Regions from separate parts of the Homo sapiens genome. Here region 1 is linked to region 2. Evidence: chromatin loops called from intact Hi-C (ENCODE). Cell type or tissue: OCI-LY7. All regions are shown on one strand. Links, peaks and the distances in the headings refer to the core of each region. The heading gives the core; the rest is flanking DNA.

Region 1 (2,884 bases), core at 385-2,884, 260 kb before region 2:
TGACACTGAAGCAGAATCACATCAAGGTTTGGGCCTGAGAGTGCGTCTGGTTAGAGATGACAGAGGTGTCATCACTAACCTTATCAGACGTCATATTATGTTTGGGAAAGGCAAAGACGAGGGTCATTTATCTTGTAGGGAGAATAGAGACTCAGGCAAGAGACCTGGGAGGCCATGTGCTCTGGCCTGCTTTGTCCTCAAAGCATCTTTCCGGAGCGCTGCACATCGTCACGGAGTCAGGGGCCTTGTGGAGTCATGCCAGCAAGCAGAAATGAGCAGGCGTGGCTTCTCTCGTTTGCTACTTTGTCTCACGGTAGTGAGAGGTCCCCTCTCTGTCCACTCTGTGTTGCTTCCATTTTCTGTCATTTCAACCTCTTTGTCCTTCTCTGAGTTCTAGGGGACTTTCTCAAATGTGTTTAATAGACCACTCAGATTTTCTGAGTGTCCGATCTGCCATTTGCTGCATCCGTCCCAGCCTTCAATTTAGCACTCTTGTTTTTCATGTCCAGGAAATCCTTCTGACCTTGGATTACTCCCTCTTCATGGTTGCTTCTCAAGGTCCCATAGATGCAGTGTATACTTTCCTGAATCTTGGTGGAAACCAAATCAGGAGTTTTCTAAAATGTTTTGTGTCTTGCAGCAAAGCTAACTTAGAAGGCAGCATTTCCTCGGTTTCTTTGGAATGCTCTCTTTTTGAACTGCAGTATCTTTACGGGCCCTGTGCTTTTCCCATATTGTTCTCATCCTAAAAAGAAATCCCACTGCCCTGCTCATTGAAGGCACTCGATAAAGTTTATTTATTTCAAATCCCAAGAATGCTTCCAAAGAAAAGTATTTAAGAAAGACAGTGTGAAAGGGATGCTATGTCCATTTGCTCACTTCCTCTGAGCACTATCTGCACTCCTAGGTAGAAGATACCCTCGAAAGAACAGGTGAGCCAGGTGCGGTGGCTCACGCCTGTAATCCCAGCACTCTGGGAGGCCAAGGCAGGTGGATCAAGAGGTCAAGAGTTTGAGACCAGCCTGGCCAACATGGTGAAACCCCATCTCTACTAAGAATACAAAAATTAGCTGGGCGTGGTGGCGCATGCCTGTAATCCCAGCTACTCGGGAGGCTGAGGCAGGAGAATCACTTGAATCGTGGAGGCAGAGGCACTCCAGCTTGGGTGACAGAGCAAGACTCCATCTCAAAAAACAGAAAAAAAAAAAAAGAAAAACTAGATAGTCTGGGCACAGTGGCTCACACCTGTCATCCCAGCACTTTGGGAGGCCAAGGCAGGAGGATTGCTTGAGCCCTGGAATTCGAGACCAGCCTGGGCAACATGGTGAAACCGTGTCTCTACCAAAAAATACAAAAATTAGCGAGGCATAGTGGCATGTACCTGTAATCCCAGCTACTGGGGAGGGTAAGGCAGGAGGATCACTTGAGCCCAGGAGAGCAAGGCTGCAGTGAGCCATGATCACACCACCGCACTGTACTCCAGCCTGAGCAAATGAGACCTTATCTCATTAAAAAAAAAAAAAAAAAAAACTAGATACGGCCATCAGCATGTAAGTAATAAGGACAAACAAAAAATAAAGAAGTAAATAAAAAGAAATGAGCACTATATTTGATTCTAAGATTCTTGGTAGTCAAAACAAAAAGTAAAACATGATTACAAAGACTCACAACATCCAAAAAATGAAAACCCAGAGTTGCCCAAGAGTCCTAATAGCTCCCATTGGATGACCAATAAAAGACGATTCCAGTGGCGTAAGCACCAGAGGGCGCTGTGTGGTACAGCAGCCTTCAGGGCCACTGGTTCCCACTATGCCCTGTAGAGGCTGCTGACCTCAAGTTCACAAGCAGCTGAAACAAGACCCCTGCAAGTTCACCCCATCTTAGCCCCTTTGTTCTGGCTAACTGCACTGGACACCTGTCCTTACATCTTGACAGCTGCTAGCAGATCAAATAGACCACATTTTGTTTTTCCATGTATCAGCTGATGGACACCTGGGTAGTTTCCACTTTGGGGCTATTACAAATAATGCTGCTAAGAACATTCATGTACACATATTTTTTTTTGAGGCAGAGTCTCGCTGTGTCACCCAGGCTGGAGGGCAGTGTCACAGTCTCGGCTCACTGCAACCTCCATCTCCAGGGTTCAAGCGATTCTTGTGCCTCAGCCTCCCTAGTAACTGGTATTACAGGTATGGGCCACCACACCTAGCTAACTTTTGTATTTTTAAGAGAGACAGGGTTTCGCCATGTTGCCCAGGCTGGTCTTGAGCTCCTGACCTCAAGTGATCCTCCCACCTCAGCCTCCCAAAGTGCTGGGATTACAGGCGTGAGCCACTGCACCCCATCCACATACACATTTGTGTAAACAGAGTTCCTTACGTCTTGTGAACTCAACAACAAATGTTTTTAAATTTGTAATACTTCTCCAGTATTTCTAGGGGTTTTATAATGGAGAGTTTTTAGGATATTGGGAAAAAGAAGTTGTAGCCCTCCTTCAGTGTCATCCTTCCCAAGCTTGTTCTCTTAATAAGACCATCCTGTGTTGTCAGTGTGTGGGGGAAGCAGTGATGAGCAGGCCTGGTGGGTGCCATTCAGATGCCTTTAGACCCACATCACCTCTGCATCCTTCCTCCCCTCTCAGGTCCGACGCCTCCTTATATTGTGATGATGTTGACATTCGCTTCAGCAAAACCATGAACTCCTGCAAAGTGCTGCAGATCCGCTACGCCAGTGTGGAGCGGCTGCTGGAGAGGCTGACGGACCTGCGCTTCCTGAGCATCGACTTCCTCAACACCTTCCTGCACTCCTACCGCGTCTTCACCACCGCCATCGTGGTCCTGGACAAGCTCATTACCATCTACAAGAAGCCTATCAGTGCCATTCC
Region 2 (2,904 bases), core at 314-2,813:
TCATTGACTGGGAATGAACACAGGCCCAGGCAGTCCTGGTGATGACTGTCAGACCTAGTCGGCAATGTGACAAGTGTCCAGATGCAGTCTACAGAGAAATGTGCAGCTCGTGGGTTTCACATCCCCAGGTCAGGGCTCCAATTTTCAATAAAATGTTAAGGTTATGATCCACTTGCTCCTAACCACTGGTCAGTGGCTTAATAAAAACAAAACCAAAAGCTGTCCTGAGGCCTGGCTATGGATTTGTAGCACTAATGGGTCAGTCACACTGGTCTCTGGGGATCACAAAATAGGCCAGTTCCTCCAACACTGGGGCCACCATCTTCCCCTCTCTGGATTCTGCCAGGCCCCAGATGCTTTGTATCCACCAACATGGGCTCATGCGCTTCCCTGTCAACCAAAGGCCCAACAGACTCACCAGCCCCAGGAAAAGCTGTGATGAAACAGAAATGCCCCGAAGGACTTCCTGCCTGTCCCCATCAGAGCAGGCCATTTGCTCCTGCTGCTGTCGGCTGCGTGGGCTCCTTTTAACACAGGCACACACGAGGGTGCAACCTTTTATGTTTCAAAACACCCACTACTACCTGGACATGCTTAACTCTCATCCAGAGGCTTAAGGTCAGAAAGGCCAGCTTTATTTAAATTCCGAATTCACCAGTGTGTGTTCTGGAACATGGGAGCACCAGAGAACAGAGAACGCCCAAGCACAGGGGTCCCCGCGTGTGGATTTCTCAGGTTCCGCCTCCTGCCTGGCTCTGCAGACCGGGCTGCCAGCCCCAGCAGGTGGGAGGAGGCTCCGTGTGAACGGGGCACAGGGTCCCCACCACCAGTCCTTTCTCCCCAACAGCTGTCAGCCCACAGCCCCCACAAACCCCAAACCTACGGCGCCCAACACTCCTGTGCTGCAGAACACGAGCCCGAAGTATAATTCTTCATTTGCTCCTCAGTCAGGAGCTGACAGAGACCCCTCGGCCCAGGCTGGCACCCGGGAAGCCAGACCCCACCTCTGCCTCAGGCCTGGAAGGTTCCTCTGGGAGATGAGAAGGTGTCCCATGGTCAGCTAAATTTGGGAGACGATGCTCAGCGCCTTAAAAGGCTCCTAGAAGTCCTGCTGCAGAACGTGGTTCAATCCTGTGTAACTCCCGTCTCCTGAATGCAGCTGACCACACAACTCCCTCCCTGTGTTTCTGAAGGCCAATCGCTGTGCTGCAGGACTGGCCTCCTTGCAACCACTAGTCTGGGAAGCTCATTAAAACACTGAGGCTCCAGCCCAGAGGCGGGTTATGGGCCCCTGCAGTCTTGATAACAGCGGGGAGCCTGCCACCGCCTTGGCACTCTTTAAAGCACCTGTTGGTGTGGCGACCCCGCTTTCTAAAGCAAGCTGCAGGGGAGACCGTACCGCGAGCCGCTCACAAGGAGGCGCTGCAGGACCATGCAAGGCCCAGCAGTGTGGGAGGGGCCAGGTCGGCCTGCGGTGCCAGGGAAGGGGCGGGCACTCGCCAGAGCCACGCCCACTCGCCTCGGCTCCTCCTGGCAGCGCCTGGGACCCAGTACAGAACTGAGGGCAGCGGCGCTCCCAACACTGCCCTAGCTGTCGGCATGGGTGAGCTCACTCCCTGTCACTCTCGGCAATCCTGACCCAACACGAGATGAACAGAAACCCCCCAGGCTCACCCCAGGACTCAGAATCAAATTTCCCCCGCAAATATGATTCCCATATCCCTCCTCATTTGGCAGAAATCAGGGCACTCTTGTTGGTGCTATTAGTAAGCCTGAAACTATTACAAACACACTCCCCAGTAAAAGACTAAAAATAGCGATGACCTCCAGGAAGCCTGGCATGGCCTCAGCCAGCACCTCAGCTCCCATTGTCCAAATCGGCTCTCAGGGTCAGAGCAGCCAACAGCTGCGGTCCAGGGGATATACGGATGAGGGTGGCCCAGAACAGGCAATGACCGTGTGGCCAGGGAGGGTTCCTGAATACTTGGCTGCCCAGGCCAGAAACACAGGGCTCTTCCAAGTCAAGGATCACTTGAGCCCGGGAGTTTGAGACAAACCTGGGCAACATAGTGAGACCTGGTCTCTACACAAAAATTTAAAAAATAGCTGGGCTTGGTGGTGGCACGTGCCTGTAGTCCTAGCTACTCAACAGGCTGATGTTGGAGCATCACTTTGAGCCCAGGAGGTTGAGGCTGCAGTGAGTGGTGATCTCATCCACGGTACCCCAGCCTGGTGACAGAACGACATCCTACCTCCAAAAAAAATTTTTTTAAACTGAGTAGACAGGTGTCCTGGTGGCATGACAGGTCCTGGGTCCCCTTCCAGATCTGTGACCTTGGACAGGTGGCTTTTCCTCTGGACTTCAGTGTCCCCATCTGAGTGAGAAAAGGCAGTGGGGACGCAGATCTTCAAGTTGAAGCAGTGTAGAAGCCGCATCTGAAAAGCCATACTTGGGGCTCCAAGTCCAGCACACAGTCCTAGCAGGGCCCAGCGGGGTGGCCAGGGTGGCACAGGTATCAGGTCCCAACCTCCTTCCCTCTTTGCCCACTCTCAGACCAAGGAATTCATCTTCTCAGAGCTGCTGTCCAACCTGTACTCGCATGGGGACCAGAACACGCTGATGGAGGAGTTGGCAGAGAAGGCACAGTGGGGCGGCGAGATGCTGCGCAAGCGCCACGTGCTGACGGAGGCACCCAGCAACATCGGTGAACATCAACACGACCACTGTCAGCACGCCCACGGGGGCCCGTGGATGACTCCTGGCTGCAGGTGCAGAGCATCCCAGCTGGACGCAGGTACCAGGGCCAGCCCCCACGGTCCCAAAGTCCCCCAGGCTCCATGGCTGAGCCTGGGGGCTCTTGAAACAGGCTCCGTGCCCAAGCTGGCAGATGTGGGTAATCATGC

What was found. Hi-C counts contacts between places; a loop is a spot of excess contacts. Peaks named below come from ENCODE experiments on the same cell type or tissue, not always from the same donor. Only the 100,000 strongest peaks of a DNase experiment are listed, where the experiment ranks them.
Region 1: a loop joins it to region 2, with 2.4 times the contacts of the local background. A loop is called at or near these places in 3 of 110 quality-filtered maps.

What each region holds. Positions count from the first base shown.
Region 1 is chr15:79,006,192-79,009,075 of GRCh38, reverse strand. It overlaps RASGRF1 (Ras protein specific guanine nucleotide releasing factor 1), which reads left to right. Exons shown (of 27, transcript NM_001145648.3): 14 at 2,642-2,884. All of the region lies in intron 2 of LOC105370917 (a long non-coding RNA gene), which reads right to left. Among named protein-coding and RNA genes, the nearest start is that of CTSH, 63 kb to the right of the region's middle. RefSeq lists a silencer at 1,655-1,949 and an enhancer at 2,386-2,884. In OCI-LY7, for the core only: a CTCF peak has its summit at 1,763 (motif pointing right); a DNase peak (open chromatin) is centred at 1,895; H3K27ac peaks cover 1,243 bases.
Region 2 is chr15:78,749,752-78,752,655 of GRCh38, reverse strand. It overlaps the pseudogene LOC646938. Among named protein-coding and RNA genes, the nearest start is that of ADAMTS7, 60 kb to the left of the region's middle. In OCI-LY7, for the core only: a CTCF peak has its summit at 1,432 (motif pointing right); a DNase peak (open chromatin) is centred at 1,435.